Regions from separate parts of the Homo sapiens genome. Here region 1 is linked to region 2. Evidence: read pairs that join two places in POLR2A ChIA-PET (ENCODE). Cell type or tissue: OCI-LY7. All regions are shown on one strand. Each heading gives the region's core, and the rest is flanking DNA. Links, peaks and the distances in the headings are about the cores only. Region 1 has its middle 15 kb from the start of LINC00309. Region 2 has its middle 10 kb from the start of LINC02245.

Region 1 (5,376 bases), core at 115-5,114, 720 kb before region 2:
CACCTATGATCCCAGAACTCTGGGAGGCTGAGGTGGAAAGATGACTTAAGGCCAGGAGTTTGAGACCAGCCTGAACAACACAGTGAAACCCCATCTCTACAAAAAAAAAATTTTTTTTAATTACCTAGGCATGATGGTACACACCTGTAGTCCCAGCTTTTCAGGAGGCTGACACACGAGGATCACTTGAGCACAGGAGTTGGAGGCTACAGTGAGCCATGATTGTGTCACTGCACTCCAGCCTGGGCAACAGAGTGAGACCCTGTCTCAACAACAACAATAACAAAATGGGTATGTGAAAACTTTTCCCGATAATGAATCTCTGCAGACCTTATGATCAAAAACACAAGCTACCACTTGACAGGATGAGGTGTGAGCATAACATACCAGAAAGATTTTAGCATACATGCCACAGTTCAGAAATCCAATGTGTTTTGTGAAATGAAGTCACAACTGGGACTCATATCCCAGTAATGCTGCCATTTCTCAAAATATCTTTAGAATTCCTCCAATCTCCTCACTTTATTTTAACATCTGATATTGATAAAGATATATCACATCGTCATCAGGCTTGGCTCTGGATAGAGTCCTACCATTTCAAAAAAAAAAAAAATAGATCTCTCTTTTTTTTTTTTTTTTGAGACGGAGTTTCATTCTTGTTGCCCAGGCTGCAGTGCAATGGTGCGATCTCGGCTCACTGCAACCTTCGCCTCCTGAGTTCAAGCGAGTCTCCTGCCTCAGCCTCCTGAGTAGCTGGGATTACAGGCATGTGCCACCACACCCAGCTAATTTTGTATTTTTAGTAGAGATGGGTTTCTCCATGTTTGTCAGGCTGGTCTCGAACTCCCTACCTCAGGTGATCCACCCACCTCGGCCTCCCAAAGTGCTAGAATTATAGGCGTGAGCCACCGCACCCAGCCTAAAAAATAGATCTATCTTAATATTTATAAATCATTGAATATTTTCCCTTCCTTCCTTTCTCACATAATTCATAGGCACCTAGCTATGCCAGTCACCCTTCAAGATGCTGGCAAGATAAAGTCCTTATCATCAATGTGTTCATATTTTAATACGGGAGAAAATAACAAAATAAGTTATAATATAACCTAAATTTGTCCAGGCTTCACCAGTCTATGAGTGCAAATATGGTCCTCATAAGAAAAATAACCCAGATTTCACAGGCTTTGGCCCACTTACGTATATAGGAACTTAGCTTCCTGCCAGCCTTTTCACAGAGACTCCCACACTGACCCCTGAGGCTTCTCTAGTTCAGCTCTCCCCTGTTCATAGCTGCTGCTTTCAAGCCTCAAGGATTCCAGGTATCTGGTACTTCTTCCTCATCTTTTTTTTTTTTTTTACTTTTAAAACTTTTATTAAATGATGGAAGAAAAAATACTACTTATTATACTAGTTTAAAGCTTTTCAAAAAATTCTAGAAAACATTTTACAGGGGAGAAATCGCTGCAGTAGGCAGCCTGACTGGCAGCCAGTGTCTCTCGAATAGCTTATCGTAGAGAATGCTTACTGTTTTCTAAACTGATCTGCTGTAAAAAGGAAGAGGCTAGTTTAACCCAGTGAGCAAATGTGGAGCCAAAAGACAGGAAGAAAATAGGGACAGCAGAGTAACAGACATTTTCTACTGAAGCTCAGCAAGCTGCCCCCTCTTTTGGAGTGAGGGGTTAAAAGAACATAAATACTCTGCTACAGATAGTGGTCCCTGGTCATCACACAGCAGCAACACACCCCATGAGGGCAGAAGTTTTGTCCATTTTCTTCATGTCTTCATCAGACCTAGAAGAGTGCCCGACACTTACTAGCTGCTCAATACATATGTGAACGTTGAATGAACAAATGTCAAAATAGGGTTAGTCCTTCAATCCACATTTCACTGTGACCCAGTTATCTTCTACGCAGAAATGGGGAGAATGACTCTCCCCTTGCTCATTGCAACATTTTGTTTTCTGCGTCCCAATGCAAAGGTATCTGGGCCCCTCTTCTTCCAAAATCCTTGATGATCATAGCCCTTTTCAAATTCTGCATCAGCTCCTTTTTGTAAGAACAGTTTTGGTCTTTGAGTAACTGCTGGGAAACAGACATACTTGAACCCCAAGTATGGCCTAGGCTCAAACTTAATCTCCTGACTTAATTACCAGTTAGCATGATAAGAGCTATACTAGATGCACATACAGGGACATGGGAAAGGAACAAAGAAACTGCAGACAGCAGGAAATCAGAGGGAGGAGGACAGATGGTGTAGAAAGATGATGGATGAAACTCTGCCTGCTTCGTGTTTTTGCTTTGTACTTGCTCCCACCCCCCAATTTTTACTTCATAATCTGATTGGAACTTCCTCTTCCTCATTTTGTAATTTCCTCTTTCCAAGTACATGATAGGTGCTAATTTTGTTTGTTGACTGGCTAACAAAGAGAATTAAGACCTTAGTGGAGTCCCATTGCCTTTCCCCTAATATTTGCTTTTCCATATTGATTGCTCTTTGGTTGAACTGGGATATGAAATACTGGATAATGAGAACACAATAAATCCTCAGTTGTTCAAATCAATCACTACTAATGGACGGCACACAATATCCCAAGCATTGTGCTAGATGGAAAGCCACACAGATTAATAAGGGTGCAGCTCTAAAGAAGCAAACAGTGTAGCAATAGTGATGAAGCATGCCAAGCAGCTAGACTGTAAGGTAGAAAGAGTCCTGTGGTGTACTAGAAGATCACATAACTTGCTATAAGAACACAGAGAACACAGAGGAAGCAAAGAGAAGTCTAGTTTGTAGGCTCTGGGAAGGTTCCATAGACAGCTAGGAAGAATAAACAAGATTTTAACCAGTGGAGATGTGTGAGGGAAGCATGCAGACAGTGGAAGCCCCATGAACAAATTCCATCTACAAAGGGACATATAGATGCTTCCAGTGGTTTCTCTCATCCTTTATCAGTTATGTGGCAGTCTCTTATGACATAACCAGTAGAATAGTTATGGCATGTTTTTTAGAGTTTGCATTGAAGGACAGGGTTTCATTGAACAATGCTGCTGGCAGTATTTTAAAAGAAAGATTAAAGTGTCACACTGCATGTGACTCTGTCTATCTAATTCTGCATACAAAGCAGATGGCTGTTAAATGTTTGTTCCATCCCTGGTATTGTTTGCCTTGTAAATGCTAAAGAGAGCTGAAACCGAGAATTCTACCACAGTAAAGGAATTTTTTTGCCTATAATTTGTTTATAACATATTCTGGGCTAACAGGCAAGCTCTCTGCTCCCTGGGGCTATGCTGTAAGTGCACACACATTCCGGAATGATCAGCCTTTTCCTCGCTGATGCTAAGAGCCCCAAAATCAATACATACAATCATTTATCACTGACAGATTAGCAATTTCTATTGATTTCTTCTGAAATGGGAATTTGCACACTCCACGGAGCTTTATTCTTTTAATAAGCAACTAGGCAATCAGTTGTAATTTCAGGTTTTGAAATGCTTTGGCAACAGTTTTTATGAAACACACAGAAGAAAAACAAGAAGGGGCCCTGGATAGTTTCAAAGTCTTGCGAAGATGTACAGAAGCGAATTTCGATTGCCTGCCTGTGCCAACAGTGTACCTCTGTCCCCTGAAGCAGATGCTCTGTCCTTTGCCATGAATCTAAGGACTACTGTTAATTTGCAAACTTCCAAAGTCTGGTGGGCTTCTTGTCTTTCTTCCCTTTCTAAAAACCATTGTCAACCTGGGATACAATCTTAGGCTGTACATCTTCAGAGACTAGCAGGCAGCAGTGTTTGGAGGATCCACTTTTAAGCAGGCTTAACCTAGCGCTTTTCAAACTCTCCTGGGGAGCCCCTTAAAATGTGGATTCTGATTCTGGGGTGGGGTCTCAGATTTTACATTTTCAACAGGCTCCCAGGTGCTACCTGTGGCAGGACTTTAAACTCTTTTCCCTGACAGAATTCCTCTTCAAGGTAGAAAGGACAGGTGTGAGACAAGGGCAGAGTGCTAGGCACTCAAAGGCCACTTGATGACACAGAGCCCTGAACAAATGTCCCACAAACACCAGCAATAGAACCAAAAAGGAGAGTCTGAGCTCTTCACTGATAAAGCTTGTTCATTTTTATGTGTATCTCTGAGGCAGTACGTGAATGGGATAATAGAAGAAGGGAAAGAAAATCAATCATTCATTCCTCTGTTCTGTACATTTGAATCCCCTACTCCATACCAGGCATTTTAGGTGCAGGAAATGTAAAATATAGTAAAAGTGGTATAGAAAAGTCTATTTTGGAAATGCAGATACTGAAAGCATTCCCCTCAACCTTTTTCTTTTGGTCAGGAAACTTACTCCAAGACACCCTACACACAAGGAATCCAGCCGTTCAGCATTCCCAGCAGAACAACATTATCTATCATTGTTCTTTGTGTTCAGAGATATTCTGGCAAAGATGTTACTATTCCTGTGTGTGAGTTTGGCAGAAAGCCCTAAGATGTGACCTAATTTCCAAATAGCTTGTCCTTCTGGTTAGCTGTTATTAGTAAAACCTGCTGTAGTTTATGACTCTACCTTATAGACTTCGGGAAAATCATCAGGAAAGCAATGGAGATTTCCCACCTGAATTAGCTTGTGTTAACTAGCTAATCTTTTTAGAATAGTAGCTTCTGCCCATAATTTAAAGAAACGATGTAGAAACCAATGCATTATCTTTTCTTTCTGGGAGAAGAGCTCTTAAAAGCCTGGAAGTGGAAGATCATTAGGTAATGTGTTGTTAGCTCAAGAAGAGCACATTGTGGTATACTTATAGTCATACTGTCCAGTGGGGAGAATGTTTATGTATGGACCTGTCTTATCATCCCTTCTACCCTGAGTGGATCTTGAAAGTTAAATTATAACATTGCATTATGCATAAAGGAGAAGGATGCTTTACAGAAAAGACATTTACCAAGCTCTTGAGGGACCATTGTGTGCTGATCAATGACAGATGGTGTTCAGCTTTCACAATGTAGGAGTGCTAAAGGATGTGGGGTCACAGAAAAGCCGTGGAAAATCCTAGAGTAAAATATGGTGCAAGTTGTTGTCAGTCTGGCACAAGAAGAGGAGGTACCGAGGAAATTGTACCAAACACCAAGAGAGGAAAGGAAACTGAAATGAAAAATGATAGTACTTCAATTTCTGAAAAACAGGCCTGCCCCTAATTTAGCTATGAGATGTTGGGTAAGTTACCAATGTCTCTGGGCCTTGCTCTACTAGTACAACAGAGGAGAGAGAAATTCTAGAAGATTTTCAACTCCCCTCCTGCTCTGTAACTCTGGTTCGCTATGTGCTAAATGCACCTTGAAATAAACACTTCCTTTGTGTGTGTGTGTTGCGCGGTGGAATCCTC
Region 2 (5,376 bases), core at 173-5,172:
GTCTCGCTTGAACTGAGGTTAAGTGATCCTCCCGCCTCAACCTCCCTGCGTGCTGGGACTACAGGTGTGACCCACCACACCCAGCCAGGATTCCATTTATATGAAATATTCAGTACAGGTAAATCCATAAAGACAGCAGATTAGTGGTTGCCTGGGGCTGAGGGGAGGGGGATGGGGAGTGACTGCTTATTGTGTATGGAATCTTTTTTGCAGATGATGAAATGTTTTGGAACCAGAGAGAAGCGATGGCTGCACAACACTGTGAATGTACTCAATGCCACTGTACGCTTTAAAATGGCTAATTTTGACTGGGCGCGGTAGCTGGCACCTGCAATCCCAGCACTTTGGGAGGCCGAGGCGGGCTGATCACTTGAGGTCAGGAGTCTGAGACCAGCCTGGCCAACATGGCAAAACTCCATCTTTACTATACATACAAAAATTACCCGAGTGTGGTGGCAGGCGCCTGTAATCCCAGCTACTCAGGAGGCTGAGGCAGAAGAATCGCTTAAACCTGGGAGGCAGAGGTTGCAGTGAGCAGGGATCAAGTGGGGGCTGCACTCCAGCCTGGGTGACAGAGTAAGACTCTGTCAAATAACATAACAAACATAACATAACATAACATAACATAAAATATTTAATTTTATGTTATGCAAATTTCACCTCAATAATAATAAGAAACAGACTCACAATGTCATATTGTCTTCAGACACCTCAAACCTAATATGCTTAAAATTCAGCTCACCAACTGGCTCCTCACTCCCTATTTCAGTCAGTGGTGTCAGGTCCACAATGTGTGGCCATACAGGTTGTAGCCTGCACAGAGGCCTCTAGCCAGGAGGAGTGTGGGAGACAGAATCCAGCCTATGCCACTCATAGGATGTCACCTTGGCAATAGCTACTCCTGCTCAGCAGGCCCTGTTTCTAACTCTCACAAAGGTACCTTAAGGGCTGGAAGTGGACTGGAAATAGAATTGCATGGCCCACCATTGTCGTGCGAGGCAGACACCTGAGCCTCATTCTTGACTTTTCTTTGAGCACACAGAACCATCACCCACACCATCCAGTCAGTTACTAAGTCTTGTCAATTCTTCTTTCTGTCCTCCTCCCTCCAATGCCACCAACCTGACTGGGCCACCATTATCTCTCACCTGCAAAGGTGGAGAACGCAGATTTCCCATCCCTGTGCTTCTAGAGCTAACACGGCCAACTCACCTGGGGTGAGAGGTGTCCATGTTCCTCCATTAGGTGGAGCTCAGCAATGGAAAGACCATGATAAGTGCCGGGGACTCAGCCTCTTCTTCCCCTCCTCATCCTGGCCAGAGGAAGGCAGTGATTCTCCAGAGAAGACCCAGATGGATGCCTGGGTGGCTGCCCAAGGCCTAGACTGGAGGGAACCATTGGGCAGGGAGTGACTGGAAACCCATTTGGCCCTCACAACAAAGGCACATTTGCTAACTGCTTATTCAGGAATAAAGGTGAGGTTTGACTTCCACGAGGAGGCCATCTGTGTCTATTTCTCAAACTGCTTTCACAGTGAGAATGAAAACAAATAATAATAATAATAACAATAATAATAAAGGGAGCCTGGATTACTAGTCTAGACTTTTCAAAAGGTTTTCTTTTCCATGTTCTACATAATAGCCAAAGTGATCCTTCTGACATGCAAATCCAATCATTCTGTTTCCCCTGAACAAAACCATATCCTGGCATCTCATTGCCTTCATGATAAAATCCAACTCTTTAACAGGGCCTGAAGTACCCTTGGTGATCTGGTCCATGTTTAGCTCTCCAGACTCAATTCTCACCACTTCCTTCCTTGCCCTCTCTGCTTGTTGGGCAGCCATGGAATTGCACCATCGAGGTCTCCGGCTGCAGGGAGCAGTCAAGTGACAGCCACAGTTCCCGCCCTTCAGGATCCCTCACTGCATCCCTCCAAAGCCACACGTCCCCTGAGCTAATTCCAGCCAAAGGCTGAGCATAACACGGCACTAGCTTCTGCCTGATGGGGAATTCCTCTGAGGGCCAGCTTTGGCTCAGGGACTCCCCATCTGCCTGGCCAAAACCTTCTTAGAACCATGCTGCAGTCTGAGACTTTCCTCTCCAATCATCCTTCCTGCCCTGGCTCCTTCCATGGGGTCAGACCCACATCATGATTCAGAAGCTCCAGCAGAAAGCTCTTCCTTTCGCTGCCTGCTCCTCCTGCTCTGTTAATGAACATGCCTGTCATACAGAACTACCTCCCATCATGTTCTGCTCTCCTCCCCTGGTTTTGTACATGCTGCTCCCTCTGCCTGGAAGATTCTCTCTTCTCTCCCTGACCCTTTCCCTGGTCAATCTCTATGCATCCTACAGGATCTAGCTTAGTGGTCACTTTGTTCACCCAAGACAGGCATTGATGGCTCACCGTGGCCCAGGCATTGTTCTGGGAGTGCACTGGGGATGCAATAAGGAATACAAAATAGGTAAAGCCCCTGCGTTCACCAAGCTTACTTTGTGGTGGGTAAATGGTCAATAAACATATTTTTCAAAACAGATCCACAATCCGCTGGTAGAAAAGATCAGTACTGTAAAGAGAATAAAGCAGCATGAGGGCATGGAATGGAATGATAAAGGCGGCAGGGTGGGTAGGGATTGTTTTAGACAGAAAGATTGGAGAAGGCTCCTTGTGGAGGTGATGCCTGAGCAGAGTCCTGAATAACATGAATGAGTGGGTCATGGAGCCATCTGGGGGAAGCTCTTTCCAGGCCAGGGGAAGGCATCCAGACAGCAGAGGGCAGCTGCAGTGGCCTGCCGCCCATGGCTCTGGGGTGGGTGCCCCTCCTGTGGGCTCCTGCAGCCACTCTTGCTTCCCTAGCAGAGGGCATATGTACTAGTTAAGGGAAACTGGTTGACTGGTCTGCCTCTCCTTCAGACAGCCACCCGGTGAGGACAGGACACTTGCTCGTCAGCCTAACTGGTTAGTACCCTATCCCCTGAGCCTTGCACAGCTCTCGACATGCAGTAAGTTCTGATGGCTGAATGCGTAATTACAATAATAGCTGTCCGTTCATGGAGCACTTACGGTGTGCCTGGCTCTGTGCTGAAGGTTTCACTCATACTTTCTCACTTAGTATTCCTAACAGCAAAGTAGGTAGCATTATCATCCCCAGGTATACGGCCACAATAGGCTATTCACACTTTCTCTGCCAGGCCCAAGGAAACAGGCACAGAGAATTTAAATCACGTATCATGGCTCTACAGCTGAAAAGTGTATTTCAAGATGTATAAAGGCTGGGTGTGGTGGCTCACACCTATAATCCCAGCACTTTGGGAGTCTGAGGTGGGAGGCTTGCTAGAGGCCAGGAATTCAAGACCAGCCTGGGCAAGATAGTGAGACTCTGTCTTTACAAAAAAAAAAAAAAAAAGAAAAGAAAAATTAATTAGCTGGGCGTGGTGGTACACGCCTGTGGTCCCAGCCGCTCAGGAGGCTGAGAGAGGAGGATCACTTGGGCCCAGGAGTTTGAGGCTGCAGTGAGCTTTGATCACACTCAGAGGCGTGAGGTGCCCCCAGCATGGTATGATTTAGAGGGTGGAATTCTAACAGAAGGCTCCTAGCATTTTAGTGTCAGAAGGGACATTTAGAAGATCCCATCCCATCCGCTGCACACAGGGACGCTGAGTCAGAAGGCTGAGGTGACTCTCAGGCTGCCTTACTGTTTGCTCAAGCTTAAACTTGACAACAAGGATTACAAAAGCCATTTGATCAGAGGCCTGGCACTGCTTAACTGAAATGAGAAAACATGTTGCCGTAAGGATGATTATGTAAAGGGGGGATGCGGTTCCCAGACTGGCCTTGCTCGTGTCTGCTGGAGCCCTGCCACAGTTACTCCAGCATCCTGCCCACACTGGCAAGCCCCGGCAGCCTTGGCCTGCTCTTTGCCTTAGCGTTGCCATGCTGCTTGCTTCAATGCCAACTGGCCCCATGTGCCGGCCACTCCCTGCCACTTTGGCAGTTCCTCTGGTGCTCCTGGCAGTGCCAGGCATTATGCCATGGTTCAGGCTTTCCCCACCCCTGGAGCAAAAGAAATGTGCAAAAGGCCCATCGTTCTTACCATGGGAGAGGATGCATTCAGCCCCATCATTTTACAGCAGTGAAAACTGAGTCCCGGAGGGATGACGTGACTTGCCCAAGGTTCCAAAGCTGGTTGGGGACAGAGCCTAAGCAAGACTCTTGTTCATGGTTTCTTCCTCCTTTGGGGCCTCTGCCTCCTCTCTGGCTCTCCTCTCTAGTGATCCCCATGCTGCTTCCCTCTCCAGACCAGAAAGCTGTCTTCCTGTCCTCGCCCAAGGCCCCAGCATTAGTCCCAGCCGCCATCCCTCATGCCCCATCACCTCCTCTCTCAGCCTCTGCTCTGCTCTGCTCTGCTCTTGCCCCTCCAATCCATTCTCAAAAAAATAAGCCAGGTCACATTACTTCCCTACCAAAAGCCCCTGATCACTCCCCCTCACCCAGAGGAGGGATCCTTGGCATGGCATTCTGTTCCTCCCCAGCCTAGTCCTAACTGACCTCTGCAGGTTCATTCCTAAGGCGTCCCTACACACCCCTGACATTCCAGCCACACTACTCAACTACCCCATAGGCTGCTGCGAGAATTAAATAACATCTGATAAGCCGACAGCACCTGGAGTGTAGTAAGAGCTGTCACCTGTGTGGGCTGGGCACTTCTCCACCAGACTAAATTCTAGAGCCCACCTGAGCTGGCTAGTGGGCGAGCACTGCTCTGCTCTCTGAGCCAGGACACATGTCCTTAGCTGTGACCCTGGCCAGACCCTCACCTCCCCGGGTCCAGGTTACATGCCCCAAGAAAAAAGGTACAATGAAGAACCCCTCTGCTGTCCACGATTTCTCAGGAACTTTTTCGGTTTTTGAGAAAAAAATTTGAAGTGGTTCCTATGAAATGGCCACATGGTTTATTATTAGTTCCTGGCCCTCAAGAGCAGCGGGGAGCTACTGTCCCCCTTGGGTCCCTACCGTCATAGCTGCAGGTCTCAACTTGGGGCTGGGGAAAGACACCCGGAATATTCCCCATGGGGCACAGGGGTGGAACGGGCCGTAGGTGCTCTTTGTGTTCTAGCTACTCATTCGCACAGGAGGCACTTTCAGCCTTACAGGCTAAGGCATAAGAGCCCAACTTCATGAATGCATCGTATCACATCCAGAGGTGAGCTGTGGGCAGTGAGCGGTCCCAGTCGCAGCCTCCATGATGAAGGTAGATTCCTACCTGCTCTGAAAACCTGGCAGCTGTTGGCTCATGAGGTTACCCACCTGTCCATCTGTCTATCCATCCAATCATCCATCCATTTCTCCAGGGGACATTAACTTTGCCTCTTTCCCAT

Evidence for each region. Peaks named below come from ENCODE experiments on the same cell type or tissue, not always from the same donor. Only the 100,000 strongest peaks of a DNase experiment are listed, where the experiment ranks them.
Region 1: POLR2A ChIA-PET joins it to region 2 with 10 read pairs; 2 of 35 experiments call an interaction of 5 or more read pairs at or near these places.

Annotation. Positions count from the first base shown.
Region 1 is chr2:64,218,120-64,223,495 of GRCh38, forward strand. No RefSeq gene overlaps it. Among named protein-coding and RNA genes, the nearest start is that of LINC00309, 15 kb to the left of the region's middle. In OCI-LY7, for the core only: no CTCF peak of the experiment used is centred there; a DNase peak (open chromatin) is centred at 2,322; H3K4me3 peaks cover 928 bases; H3K27ac peaks cover 792 bases.
Region 2 is chr2:64,940,090-64,945,465 of GRCh38, forward strand. No RefSeq gene overlaps it. Among named protein-coding and RNA genes, the nearest start is that of LINC02245, 10 kb to the left of the region's middle. In OCI-LY7, for the core only: CTCF peaks have their summits at 1,235 (motif pointing right) and 1,435; no DNase peak of the experiment used is centred there; H3K27ac peaks cover 68 bases.